2 separate regions of the Homo sapiens genome follow, and region 1 is linked to region 2. A link is a loop called in an ENCODE intact Hi-C map of the cell type or tissue named here. Cell type or tissue: mammary epithelial cell. All regions are shown on one strand. Each heading gives the region's core, and the rest is flanking DNA. Links, peaks and the distances in the headings are about the cores only.

Region 1 (7,009 bases), core at 601-5,600, 270 kb after region 2:
TTTCCCTGGCATTTCGTGTGCTGAGCCTCCCACGCCTCAGTGTTGGCTGCTCCCTGGCATCCTTGAACCGGCTCTTCTAGCACAGGTGCACATCCTTGTTCCTGTCCCATCTCTGCACCCACAGCCCCTACTGCATCATTACCAGCCTGACCTGAGTCCCCTGCTACGACCCATGCTGCTCCCATTTCTTCTGCTCCCATGTGATGCTGGGCACAGGGAAACTTGGGGGACCCCACCAGGTAGGGTGAACAGGGGAGGGGCGGATGCAGATTCTCTCTGTCCTGAAAGTCCCCAAGTGGGTGGGGGTGGGGGAGGAAGGGAAACAGTGACAGGCGTACCTCCTTGGGGGCCTACCAATCCTCAGTGCTTTTTCTGGTCCTTTCACTCTCCTCTCCCCCTCCCTGCCAGGCGCTGAGGCTCTTCCTGGAGTCTGGGGAGAGGGAGAGGTGCCATCTAGCAAAGGTCTGCAGCAACACCTGCAAACATGCTGCTTCTGCCCTGCACTGCTCAAGAACAAACTCTGTTCTGCTGCAGCATCCTGGTGGTAAGAAGAGGGGGCAGGGAGAGAACAAGATATACCAGAGAGGGCAGACTGTGGTGGGCACATGAGGAGGCAGGGTCATTCCGTGGTTACAGTAAGGTGATATTCTGGAGCCAGATGGCCTGGGTTCAAGCCCAGCTCTGCTGCCTGCCTGCTGTGCAAACTTGGGCAAGTTACTTTATCTCTCTGGTCCTCGGTTTCCTGTGGGACACTGACAATGTCCACCTGAGTCAGGATGAACCAAGGTAATGTGCACAAAGTGACTGGCACATAGGAAACATTCAGGAGATAATTGCTGTTCCCTTAAAAACAGCACTTTCCTTCTCCCCACGCCACCCCCATCCCCAGTAAAGCTTATCATTGCTTGGTGAGTTTGTGATTAGAGTCAGTCTCCCCCACCACACTGTGCACTCCAGGAGGGTGGAGCCAAGGCTGCATTGTGGACTGCTTGCTGGTCTGGGGTAACATTGTGTAGGCCCAGTGCTGGCACACTCTGTATGCTGCGGTTCCGGTTTGCATCCCTGATAGCCCTGCACACACCTGACCATGGCCTTGCCCACCTGTCCTGCCCATGGTTCTTCCAGGAAGCCTTCCCTGATACCCCCACTTAGAAAACTCTCCCCCAACCTCAGGGCTCTCCACAGCCCCCATCGAGAGTGTGGCTCCATCTTCCCCGGCAAGAAGTGCAAGTCCCTTGAGGCCGGGAGCTGCACCCAGCTCACCTGTTTCCCGAACTGGGCCCAGCTGAGGGGCTCCAGGTAAGGTTGGTCTCAGTTCTCTTTAGTGTACTTGAGCCCAGAGAAGAAGGCAAAGCAGGCCTTATCCCCATCTTGTGGCTAGAACTGAGACTCAGAGAGGTTAATCAGCTTACTCATATCACACAGCTGCCGAGGGGAGAGGTTGGGACTGGGACTTGGGGGACAGGACACCCAGCCTCTGTTTCCCCTCTTGACCCAGGGAGCTCACACTCTAACTGGGGGAACATAGGATGGGGCAAAGGAATCACTCAGAAGACAATGACAGATAAAAACAAAGTCACCATGAGCTAGTGCAGTCCTGAGACCTCTGGAGATCTTTTGTAAGAATGAGTGAGGAAATCACTGCAGGCCTCAGTGCCAGGATGAGGCAGGGCCAGGATCTCCCAGAGTCCCTGACAGTGACCTGAGGTACTGGCCCACCTGCCCATGGCTAAGGTCAAGGAAACAGGGCACCGCAGCCTTCACCCCGAGCTGGGGCAGCTTCATCATCAGCTGAGTTCCTGAGGACCTGCTATGTGCACATCTCCATCCTCCCACACCCTCCCCAGTTCTCACCATGACAACAATCACGTCTAAGGCCCAGAGAGGGGAAGGGACTCATCCAGAGCACGCAGCCTGGTGCCACAGCCCTTAGATTGGATCTGCAAGGAGCCAGGAGCCCCAGTGGCTCTGTTCTCAACTTCCAGACCATTATCTCAAGGTCCTTATCAAGACCTCCCCACTCTGGGCAACCAGGAGCCAGGATACAAAGTTTTAAGCTAGCCCCTCTCCAGCCGCAAACCCAGGTTGGTTTCTTGGGTTCTTCACCCTGCAACAAGTTGGGCCACCTGCTTTTTTGCAGCTAGACTGAAAGGCAATTGATATGGTTTGTCTCCAGCCAAATCTCATCTGGAACTGTAATCCCCAAGTGTGGAGGGAGGGACCTTGTGGGAGGTGATTGGATAATGGGGACGGTTTCCCCCATGCTGTTCTTGTGATGGTGAGTGAGTGCTCATGAGATCCGATGTTTTAAAAGTTTTTGGCGTTTCCCCTCACTGTTCTCTCTCCTGGGGCCATGAGAAGACGTGCCTTGCTTCCCCTTTGCCTTCTGCCATGATTGCAAGTTTCCTGAGGCCTCCCCAGTCATGCAGACTATGAGTTAATTAAACCTTTTTCCTTTATAAAGTACCCAGTCTCAGGTATTCTTTACAGCTGTGTGAAAATGGACTAATACAGCAACTCACACTGCCCTCTGGCTGGGCTGACCTAGATCAGCAGAAAATAACTCCTTCCAGGAAAAATAACCCAAACGCACCACCAGCTCCCTGTTCTATCCCTCAGGAAGCCACTGAGCCCAGCCGGGGCCCAGGCCCTCAACACTGAAGGAGCTGGGAGGGCAAAGAGGACAAGGACCCCTGGGTGAGGACCATGGCCTGAGATGGAAGCCCCCCTTCCCTGTCTCTCCCATGGCTCTCAAGCTGGCATTTAGTCTCATTTCATCTTCACGGTATCGGGAAGTGGCCATTATTGGCCCCAGTTGTCTGGGAAGGAACCTGAGGCTCCAAGAGGTAAAGTGATTCACCCAAGCTCACACAGCAAGGAAACAGCAAGGACAATGCTGGTTCTGGCTCCAGAGTAGGAGCTGGTTTCATGGCCTGCACTGTGTCTCTGAAGGTCCTGGAAGTCCTGCTCAGGCCCACTTCTTCCAAGAGATGCTGATCCCTGGCCCCATGGGGACTTGGTCTGCTCAAGCAACTGCACCTCTGCTTCTTTCTCCTGCCAACCCCCTAAACTCACTCTGGTAGGCTAGGGTGGTGGCTAAGGGTTCAAGCTCCAGACTCTGACTGCCTGGTGTTGGATCCTAACTCTACTTCTTAGGAACTGATTTGGGCCAGTCATAACCTCAGTTACCTCATCTGTAAAATGGGACTGATAATAATGGCGACTGCTTCCTGGGGTTGTTTTCAGGAGCTTGTAAAGTTGCCTGTGGCATATGGGAAGGGCACAGTGGGTGCTGGCTTCTGCAGGTAGTTTTCTTCTCATGACCGTGAGCTGCCTTTAAAGCAAGGTAACTGGTACCCAGGGACTCCCCAGTCACTTTCCCTTTTCTGCCCCCTTCCAGCTGGGTTGCATCCTCAGTTTCTATCCCAGCCAACCAGAGACTCCTTTTGTTCAAAGAGAATCAGCAGGAACGAGAAGGACCCGGGTCCACATCCCACATTTCCTGGCCGAAGCCAGAGCACTGGACTGGGGCAGGGACACCCGGGTCCTGCTCCCCACTTTGTGATTTATCAGCACCCTGGCATTCAGCAGGTCACTTAATTTCTGAGTTTCAGTTTCTATATCATCTAGCTCTAGCTAGCTAGCTGATTAAAAGCCCTTATTGGTCTCGAGGGGTTGTTATGACCATCAAATAGGAAAATAGACACAAATTGTAAAGTGATGCCCCTATAAATGGAGTTATCATTGTGTGTTTATGTATGGAGAGAATTCCAGATAGCGAATGGATGAGATGTGGGACCTTGGGGAAGGCCCTACCCTCTCTTAGCCTCAGTTTCCCTGTCCGTGCAGCTCATCTAGCTCTAAAACACCAGGCAGTGGATTCCTCCATGAGAAAATGGACAAGCCAACAGGACTTCTGTGTCTGCAACATGATCTCCCCTCTCTCAGGGGACACAAACTCCCTGCCGGCGTGGCTAGTGATTAATAGGCTCTGAGTGGGGCCCCTGACCCCTTGTCAGGGCCATCAAGGTAAGTGCCCATCCACAAGCTGAGGGCTCCATCGATGAATAAATAATAACAGCAGTGAAGTAATGGGATCCGGGGAGGCCGCTTAGGATAATGGAGCAACAGACGCGGTGTTCAAGCCCCAGGGACCGGAGCATCCGGAAGAGCTGCCGGAATAGCGGCAGGAGCCTGGGCGTGTGCACATCCTGGCTGATGTTCGTCTGTGACCGTGACGACAATCAGGCTCTGTCCCAGCCTGGGTGACTTTGCAGCAGTGTGGTTCATACTGAAGTGACGAGCACAGGCTTTGGAGCCACATGGACCTGGTGTCACTTGGCCTGGCTGAGACCCAGTCCCCACATTTGCACACTAGACATGACAATAAGCATTTCTTGGGGCTGAAGATAGAGCAAATAGGAGCCGGTGTGGGTTGTCATGGGCCCCCACTAGTCCCAGTGCTGAATGTCCTGAAAGCAATTCCATTACTTGTCAGCTCATTCAATTTTTAATGCAAACCTGCCCTATGGACCAGGCAGGTCAAGGATGGTGCCCATTTGCCAGATGAGGAAACTGAGGCTCAGAAAGATCCCTCTCTCTTTCCAAAAACACCCTAGCTCTGCCTCTGGCCACTTTTCCCCAACACTGGTGGGCCCTCAGGTGACACTGGTGAGTCAATCCGTGTCCCAGAAGATCTCACAGTCATGAGGTCAGGGCAGTCAAGGCAAGGGGTGGGTCCCCAAAATAGGCTCCCAAATGAAAACGACAACGAAATCTCAATATACATACATTAGAATGGCCCATACACTAGGTTGATGAGGATGTGGGTCAACTGGAACTCTCGCTCATTGCTGGTGACAGCATAAGATGACCCAACCACTTGGGAAAAGGCGCGACAGCTTCTAATAAGTCTAAACATAGGACTGTCCTTTACCCAGCAATTCCACTCCTAGATATTAGCCAAGAGAAAAGAAAACATATGTCTACACAAAGACTTGTACACAAATCGCCAAACCCTAGAAACAACCCAAATGTCCACGCAGGTGAAGGGAGAAATAGATTGCAGTATGCAGTGGGATGCTACGAAACTGCTGACACAGGAAACGACGTGGATCAATCTCAAAAATATGATGTGAAGCAAAAGAACCCAGACACGATAGAGTACATACCGTATGCTTTCATTTCTGTGAAATCCTAGAAATCTAGAGAGTCACTAGTAACAGGACGGAGACCAGAGGTTGCTCTCTGGGTTCACATCGGGTGGAGGCATGACTGCAAAGGGCTGTAATAGAAATGTTCTATATCCTGACTGTGGTGCTGGTTACATGAGTGTACACATTTGTCAAACCCCACAGAACTGTACATTTTTATGGGTGCATTTTGTTGTATTTAAATTTTACTTCAATAAAGTTGATTTAACAGCAGGTCAAAACAAAACACAAGCACCAAAAAGAAAATTGCCAACTAGAGAGTAATCCAAATAGCTGGTACTCCCCCGAGAGCATATGACTCTAAAGAGTCACCAACTGGAAGACCCAGTGCAGACAACCCACTTGGCATGCGGTTGGTGGCTGGCCTGGCGGGAGGGAGACACTTTGCCATCCCTGGGCTGGCTGAGCCGTGGTGCCATAGAGCCTGGGGTCTCTCCCTCCTGGCCCAGTCTCCTGCCTACTCCTCTCCAGGGGCTCTCTTTGAGCTGAAGATCAGCTCAGGGCTGCCAATAGCCTGCATAGCTTCTCCCTGAGAATCCCAAAACGCAGGCCCTGGGCTGGGGTCCTACCTTACCAAGATAGCATGCCAAAGAAAAAGGCTCCTCTTCTCTGAGCAGGCACAGCTCTCCACCACTTGGTGGGCACAGCAAGGACTGGATTTCAGCCCCCACTTGCCCTTCAGTCTAGGCCTTGTGCACAATCCCACCTGCAGGTTTCATACTGAGCCTCCATCCTGGAAACCGCTCTGCTCTGTCTGTCCTTGAGCAAGTCCCTGCTTCTCCCTGGGTCCCATTTTTCCCATTTGTCAAATGGGGCCAAACAGCTGGGAAGATCCAATGAGATAAGAGAAAGAAAGTTGCTTTGAAAAGTAAGATATGCGTGACAAATGTCAGTTTCTTCCTGGCCCACTGGATGAATGGGTGGATGAATGGTTGGTCAGATGGATGGATGTGTAGATGGATGGATGTGTGGATGGAGGGATGGTTGGATGGGTAGATGGATGATGGATGAATGGGTGGTTGGACAGATGGATGGATGGTTAGATAACAAGATAATCTCTGAATTCCAGTTCTATGCTCTCTGCACTTTCTAGAGCAGTGAAAAGCCCGAGATTTGGGGCCCAAACGTTAGTGTCTTCTGACCACCCTTTTGTCCCCCCAGTTATCCCCAACTATGTCACTCCCCAGCTCTGTACCATTTGGACCACCAATGCTATGGATAAACCTCTTCTTCACGCTGATAGGAATGAGTTTGGCATGAGGCTGAAGGACTGAGCCCCTTCCTCCCCCTACCGAGCCCCTCCCTCCATGGGGTGGAGGACCCTAGTTGAGGAGTTCCCCTTTCTAGGCCTTGATCTATAATGAGATAACTGATTGTTCTTGCCTCTTAGTCTCTTTCTCGATAAAGGGATAGACAGAGATGAGACAATTAAAAGACAGGCTCCCAACCACCCTGGAGAGATTCAATGAATATTAACAGACTTCCAGCTGCCGTCTGGCTGAGGCCTTGGGAACAGACAGCTCCAAAAAGGCTTAAGGGGCCCAGCGGGATGACTTAATTTTCAAGAGAACAATGGCCACAGGAGAGGGAGGGTCACTGAGTATCTCCTTCAGGAGGGGCTGCAGTTCTCCAGCCTGCCCAGCCTTCTGCCCTATGCCAGGCTCAGAAGGCAGGGTGGGGAGATTCTGAAGTCAGGTGCATTAGGGTCGTGTCCCAGCTGTGGCCCTGCCCAAGCTGTGTGGCCTCAGGTACATGTGTGAGCCTCTCTGAGCCTCTGTTTCTGCCCGTGGGAGATG
Region 2 (7,009 bases), core at 1,075-6,074:
CACTCAGTGCTGCAGGCTGACCACTTGCTCCACTCCGTCCACGCCCCATCGACTGTAAGAGCATGGCATACAGGAGCATGTGCACGCAGAGACATGTGCACACATAGTTATGTGTGCAGAACAGAGCAATGTGCCAACACACATGCATGCATACACACCATGGAAGGAAATGAGGAACCCAGAACACATGTGTGCCACACAGAGAAATCCACATGATATCCACATAACCCCATGCCAATGAACAGCCAGATGCACCTGGCAGGTGGACAAAGAGGGTACAGATAGATGTATAAGGTCATCAACACGATATAGCCCAGTGCACGATTTACACACACAGACACAAACCCAGGGTAAAGAAAAACAGCGTAGGCACAAACATACAACCCAAGGGAGAGAACACAGCACATGTGCGGGGGTAGGGGAGCAGAGGGGCTGCACAGAGGATGAGAGGAATAGGAGGACTGTCAGTATGAATAGGGTCTGTGGCCACGGTGTGTCTTAACAGTCAGGAGCAACAGGCTGTCCCTGAGGCCGGGGAGCTCTGAAACCTTGGCCTGGGGCTGACATGCTGACACTGAGAACCCTCAGCTTGGAGGGCAGAAGAGCCCAGGCTAGAGGGTCAGGGAGAAGGGGCTAACCCTCAAAGCCTCTGCCTCCATCTCACCAGCAGCCCAGGGCAGAATAAGGGGTCAGAGATCAGAGCATCTAGTCAGCCTGGGCAGCCGGCTGTGGGCTCGGGACAAGCACCTTCTGCTCCCCATGCTGGGGAGAGAATGGCTGTCCCGGCTCTGGCACACAAAACAGAAGGTGGGACAGGGTTCGGGGTGGGGCTGGACATGGACAAGGCTCCTTACCTGGGCAGATGGTGGTGCAGGCGGTCTTCTGGAATGCCTGGCCCTCGCAGAAGGCCCCTCCGTTGAGTGGAGCGGGGTTGGTGCAGGTCCGGGTGCGCTTCTGCCAGCCTCGGCCACAGCGGTTGGAGCAGGGTGACCACTCTGCCCAGCTGGACCAGCCGCCATTCACTGCAAGGCGGCAGCTGTCAACTGGATGGCTTGGCTCTGGAACCCTCTGCCCTCCCCCAAACCCGTCCCTCACCCTGACGAGGCCCCTCTGCTGAAGCCTGGCCTTCCTAGTGAGACCCCTTTTGCCTACAGTGTAGGGACTCAGAACTGGCAGATAGAGCTGGGCTGTAACCGTCAGCACCAGAGGGGATCCGGGAAGTCACTGTCTATGCCCCACCTCATTGTAAGACGGCAAAGAAGGTCCAGAAAGGGCTGCCACTTCCCCAGGGTCACCCTGGGAGTGATGGGGGCCTGGGACTGCCTGCAGCTGGAACCTAGCACAAGGTTCTTTCTAAAACTCTGTCAAGTCACCTCAGCTGTGGCTCCACTCCTCCCACCCATAGGGCCCAAGGGGGCAGCAGAGAATAGCTCACAAGCCTGGGCAATGGTCCTTAACTCTACCAGGACAACAGCCTTCTGGACATACTGACTGGGCCCTGCCTCAGCCCCCAGACTTGGAGAACTCCTTCAGAGTTAGGCAAGGCATCTTGAGAACTGGGGAGTGTTCCTGGCTGGGAACCCAGGAATGCCCAACTTGGCCATGAATTCTGCTGTGTTGTGATCTTGGTCAATTCACTTCCCCTCTCTGGGCTGCATCCTCCCTACCAATCCAGGGGTCCCCCCTACCCCCAGGCTCTCTCCTCCCTCCCTTGGCCGTGTCTGCCCCTCCCACTCCGAAAGGCCCGCACCGTAGACGATGACGGTGGCAGTGGTGCTCCGGCGTTTGGCCACGATGTTCTTGGCCACGCAGGTATAGTTGGCAGTGTCCGACAGGCGGGCCTGGCGGATGATGAGGTTGTGGTCGATGGTGAGCAGGAAGTTGGTGTCCTGGGTGGGGTCGATGACATCCTCATTCTTGAGCCATTCCACCTGCAAGAGTGGGGGTGAGGGGGCAGTGAGGGCCCAGGACAGGTTTGATCATAAACAGAAGAAGGGCAGTTCTACCTGGGTCCACGCCATAGTCGTGGCAGTGAGGCAGGGCCTTGGTGGGACTATAGCACTGGACACTGTACAGCTCTGGGGTTAAGAGCACCATTTGCCAGCTGGGTGGTCTTGGGAGGGGACTTACCACTCAGGGACTCAATTTCATCAACTGCAAGATGGAATTGAATAGCACCTACCCCATAGGGATCCATCGCGAGGATTACATGAGTTAGCATGTGTAAGGTGCCGAGAACAATGCTCAGAGGAAGTTGAGTTAAACTAACTAAATAGGTGCTAGCCAGGAGTATCTGTCTTCATCATTAACTCCTCCCAGCTCTGCTAGCCAGGAAGAAAAGCCTGGGAGGTGATACGAAGAAGGTCCCCGGGTCTGGCAGACCTGGGTCCAAACCCCAGCTCTGCCACTCACCAGCTGCCTCACCCTAGGTGGCCACTGGGCCCCTCCCAGCCCTGCTTCCTTGCTGTGGGATGGAATGGTAACATCCACTTTGCAGGGTTGTTGCAGAGACCAGCGTGCTAAGTGCCTAGCATATATGGGCCAGGGGTATTTGTCTGAGCCCACTACGCAGAGGAGGGTTTGGGCTGGGAGAGGCTGAATGATGAGTGCATGGTTTTGGGATCAGAGAGGGCTGATCCCAGGCTGGAAGTCAGGGTCCTGACTGCCCCAGCCGTCCACTCTGCTGGGCAAAGCTGAGATGCAGCTCTAATCCCTGGACCACCAGTGCAGGGAGTATGTCTGGAACATAGGTAAGGATGGCGAGAGAGGACAGCAATCCAAAGACTGTGGTTTCAGGAAGGGGTGATCAGCTCGTGGGGGAGAACACACTCACACACACGCATGATGGGATCCTTTCGCATCCAGAAAGCTGGGGCCTTGGGTTCTGGGTGGGGCAGGAGATAGAGACTGAGCTGGAGGTCTACCTAAGGAGCCCCTGAGTTCTGGGGATTTCTGCCTTAGCCACCCCATCCCGTGGGGTTATGCCTGTGGCAGACCCAGCTGGGATCTGGCATTGCTGCGTTCGACAGAGGTAACAGTTCTCTTCTCTGTGCTAAGCCTCGATCTCATCTGCGAAAGGGGCAGGGCTCTGGGAGACTAGCACCATGGCTGGTGGTAAATACCATGCCTGCCTGGCTTCTGCAGGCATGGCCACAGGGCCGTGCTCAGTGGTCCCTACGTCCCCGCTCACCTCGGCCACAGGCACCCCCTCCGGCGGGCGGCACTGCAGGAGAACCTCATGGTCCAGGGGCACCTCCTTGCCCAGAGGCTCCTGATCGAAGTTCTTGCGCAGGTCTGGGAGAAGCGAGAGGGTCCCAAGGCAGTCAGGTGCGGGCAGGATCAGAACCTGATGTGCTACACTGTAGCCACTGGGTGGCAGTGCAGACCCAGGGTACTGTTGATGGGCCCACCTGGCCTTTGCCTGGGAAATTTCCTCTTCTCCAAAGGAGGGGTCTCACTAGGCAGACTTGGGGGAACAGGGTTCCCTCCCTGACTCTGGGATCCTAAGCATATAGTGGCTCAGGATGGGGGAGGAAGCTGCCAGCTTCTTTTATACAGAAGTAGATGAAAAGAGGCCTAGGTTCTGGGTCTAGGAGCCCTCTCTGAGCTGGCATCCATGTGCTGGGATGTCTCTGCCGTGGGCATCCTCAGCCAGGGATGCTGGAGGAGGCCCCACAGATGTGAAGTTCCCTCTCCAGCATCCTCAGGGATGGGGAAGGTTCCTGCAGGGACAGGGTGGGGGTCAGGGTGGCGTACAGGCGATGCGGACGTAGGCTCGGCGACTCTTGGTGGTGCCCGCGGAGCTCCAGGCCACGCACTGGCACCAGTAATCCTCCAGCCCAAAGAGCTCCTCCACCTGCTGCCGCGACACCTCGATCTGCACCTCGCGCACCCGCAGGCCTGGGAGGAGAAGAGAGAGCCGTCAGGGGGCAGGGGCAAAGCAAGGATGTGAGGCACAGGACACCCCCGGCCTTCCACCTCGGATCCTGCTGGCACTCTTGCCCAAGTGCCTTTCCCTCCATTCCTCTTGTCTCCTGTCTCCACCCTGGCTCAAGCTTCATGGCCACTCACCTGCACATTGCAGTGGCTAACACAAGCCCTCTGCCCCACCAATGCATCTTCTACCTGGCAGCTAGTGTCATCTCCAAAATGCACAAGTGGTGTGTCATTCCCCCCGTTATGAGACCCTTCATGCGGGGTCTCAGTGGCCTGCAGGCGGGTAGGGTCATCCCCAGGAGTGGCTCTGAGCTGCACTGTGCATCCACCATCCCCATCCCACTGCAGCCTCACCGGGTGTCTTCCAGGCCCTCATGTTCCCTGGCTCTGCAGCCACGGGGCCCTTGCACATCAGTCCCCTGCCTGGAATCTTCTGTCTCCTCTGGGCCTGGTGGCCTCCCAGTCCCTGCCAGATTTCGGATCAGCCTCACTTCCCGAGGAAAGCCCCCTCCACCCTGCGCCTCCCCGACAGCTCTCCCAGCACTGCTCGGCACTCCCACCACTGTGCCCGGAAGTTCGTCTATGCAGCAGTCACTCCCCTACCCAGCTTCGTCTCCTCCCAGCACCCACCATTAGCTGGACTCAGATTATTTATGGACGCATTCATGTGTTAAATGTCTGTCTCCTGCAGGAGAACAAGATGGGGCTTTGTCCTGCTTGCTGCTGTGGCCCAGGGCTTGGCACAGAAAGGGGGCTCAGCACGTGCAGAGGTGGGATGCCTGCTCTCCCTGGTCACTACTCAGGCCCTGTGGGCCTGGAGCTGAGGAAGTCCCTCTCCCAGGGAGCCCCTGATCTCTCAATGGCTCCCCGGTCAGGGCCTGGGAAACTCCCTACATAACAGGACCTACCGGCCTACACAAGGGGGTCACTCGGTTTTCTGTTAACCATCCCTCAACGAAGCCCTCCATGCTCAGGAAAGGGGGGAACCTGCCAGGAAAGGGGACATTCATCTGAAGTTCCTCCCCAAAGGTTACAGAGCCCTCTTCCTCCTCCAGGAAGCCTCCCTGACTGCCTTGTGTCTCAGAATTTCTAAAGCTGCTCCTCCCTGCCACGATGTGTCCTATCTCATCCTCTCATTGCACCATGGATTGTTAAGGTACGCACAGCCGGTGGCATGGTGGGTAAGGACAGGGTTGGATGGCTGGACAGGTTTGTGTCCTGGCCCCACCCTCAAACCCCAGCTGGGTGACCTTTGTGAAGTTACTCAGTCTCTCTGAGCCTCAGATCCCTCATCATAGTAAACTCTCAAGGTAAACTCTAGACAAGTTATGGTGACTACTCCGCCACAGCGCCCAGCCCGGGCCAGACACAAATATACTCTGGCAGGTCATCTGGATCTCAACCAGCTTCTTCTGTTACCTTTGAAGAAACTGAGGCTCAGAGAGGGTAGGTGGCAGGCACCAAGTCCCCTAGCAAGCTGTTGCAGAGCAGAGGTCAGCTCCCTGGTGTCTTTCCCAGGTTAGAGCTTGGTCCCCTCACCCACAACTCCTCTCTTTTTTTTTTTGAGACGGAGTCTCGCTCTGTTGCCCAGGCTGGAGTGCAGCGGCGCAATCTCGGCTCACTGCAACCTCCGCCTCCTGGGTTCACACAATTCTCCTGCTTCAGCCTCCCGAGTAGCTGGGACTACAGGCGCCTGCCACCACGCCTGGCTAATTTTTTTTTGTATTTTTTTGTAGAGACACAGTTTCACTGTGTTAGCCAGGATGGTCTCGATCTCCTGACCTCGTGAATTGCCCGCCTCGGCCTCCCAAAGTGCTGGGATTACAGGCATGAGCCACTGCGCCCGGCCCCACAACTCCTCTCTGGACCTCTCCTGATGAAGTCATTGCTGTAACTCTCCTATTGTTGAGGAGGGTGGGGTCCTTGTGCAGGGAGTCCAGATGGGGGACAGCCCCGTCCTGATGGCCAAGGATGTAAATGGGAGGTGGCTAGGGGTATGCCATCCAGGGAAGAGGCTGCTTCAGGGGTGGGTGACAGTGCCTGCCTGCCATGGCTGCCCACAGGCTGGCTCCACAGTCAATGATGCATGACCCAGGGAGCACAGCCCCTGCCCCTTGCTTACCAGACTGTGAACCTGTAAGAGTGTGCCCTTTTAAGGGGGTCATCCATGCAAGAAGGTTTCAGCAGCACCAATAGCTGGATAGAAGGAAACAACCACCAGGGAGGAGGCGTGACACCTCATCCATGATCACCAGCAAGCAGAGATGCAGGGAGCATAGGACAGGGACCTTCGGTCTCCCAGGCTTGAGGCCCAGCATCAGACTGCCCTCCCAAGCATGGCAATGCCTGGCCCAGGACACCCAGGGTTGGGCTGCCTGCCCCAATCTGGCATAAGCTGGTGGGGGGCTGTTCTGCCTCTCCTGGCCCCCAGCTGTCCTCTTCTGTGTTTTCAGGCCTCAGACCAAGGCTAGAGAGTAGGAGGCTGAAGTGGAATCAGGCCCCACCACTGCCAAGGAAGCTCTGCCCATTATTTGCAGCTAATGGGGACAACAGTGCCCCAATTTCTAGGGCTGGCAGGGCCTGTGTGCCTGGTGGCAGGGTTTTGGTAAGGGCCATGCTGTTACTATTAGTAATAATCACAGGGTTATTATTACTATGCTAACGGCCTGTGAGGGGCCCCAGCAGGCACACTGTTCCCTCGCCTTGCCTGGACCCCGATGGCTGACCTCTGATACAGGCCAGAGGGGCTCAGTGGGCAGAGAGGTAAGGACCGTTTGAGAGAAAGAGGCCAAGGAAAGCCCGGAAAGAGGACAGAGGAAGCAGGTGTTTATCGACTGCCTGCTGGGCCCTGGCATGCTGTTCTGTGCTATGTGTACGCCACCTGGCTCTACCCTCACCAGGACCTTCAGTCAACTTCCCAGTTTACGAAGAGAAGAACTGGGGCTCAGAGAGGTTGAGTGACTTCCCCAGGGTCACTCAGAAAAAGAGTGGGGGCAGCTGGAAAATATGTGTTGTTTTGTTTCCCCTTAAAAATTCCTTTTTCTAGCTGGGTGTGGTGGCTCACGCCTGTAAT

Evidence for each region. Hi-C counts contacts between places; a loop is a spot of excess contacts. Peaks named below come from ENCODE experiments on the same cell type or tissue, not always from the same donor. Only the 100,000 strongest peaks of a DNase experiment are listed, where the experiment ranks them.
Region 1: it touches region 2 in a loop (10-fold over the local background); 3 of 110 quality-filtered maps call a loop at or near these places.

The regions. Positions count from the first base shown.
Region 1 is chr10:71,006,429-71,013,437 of GRCh38, reverse strand. No RefSeq gene overlaps it. Among named protein-coding and RNA genes, the nearest start is that of LINC02622, 71 kb to the right of the region's middle. In mammary epithelial cell, for the core only: a CTCF peak has its summit at 2,535; no DNase peak of the experiment used is centred there.
Region 2 is chr10:71,281,611-71,288,619 of GRCh38, reverse strand. UNC5B (unc-5 netrin receptor B) reads right to left here. Exons shown (of 17, transcript NM_170744.5): 3 at 3,757-3,900; 4 at 3,191-3,294; 5 at 1,751-1,931; 6 at 855-1,022; 7 at 1-52. Among named protein-coding and RNA genes, the nearest start is that of SLC29A3, 34 kb to the left of the region's middle. RefSeq lists enhancers at 2,651-3,150, 3,147-3,216, 3,151-3,652. In mammary epithelial cell, for the core only: a CTCF peak has its summit at 3,371 (motif pointing right); no DNase peak of the experiment used is centred there.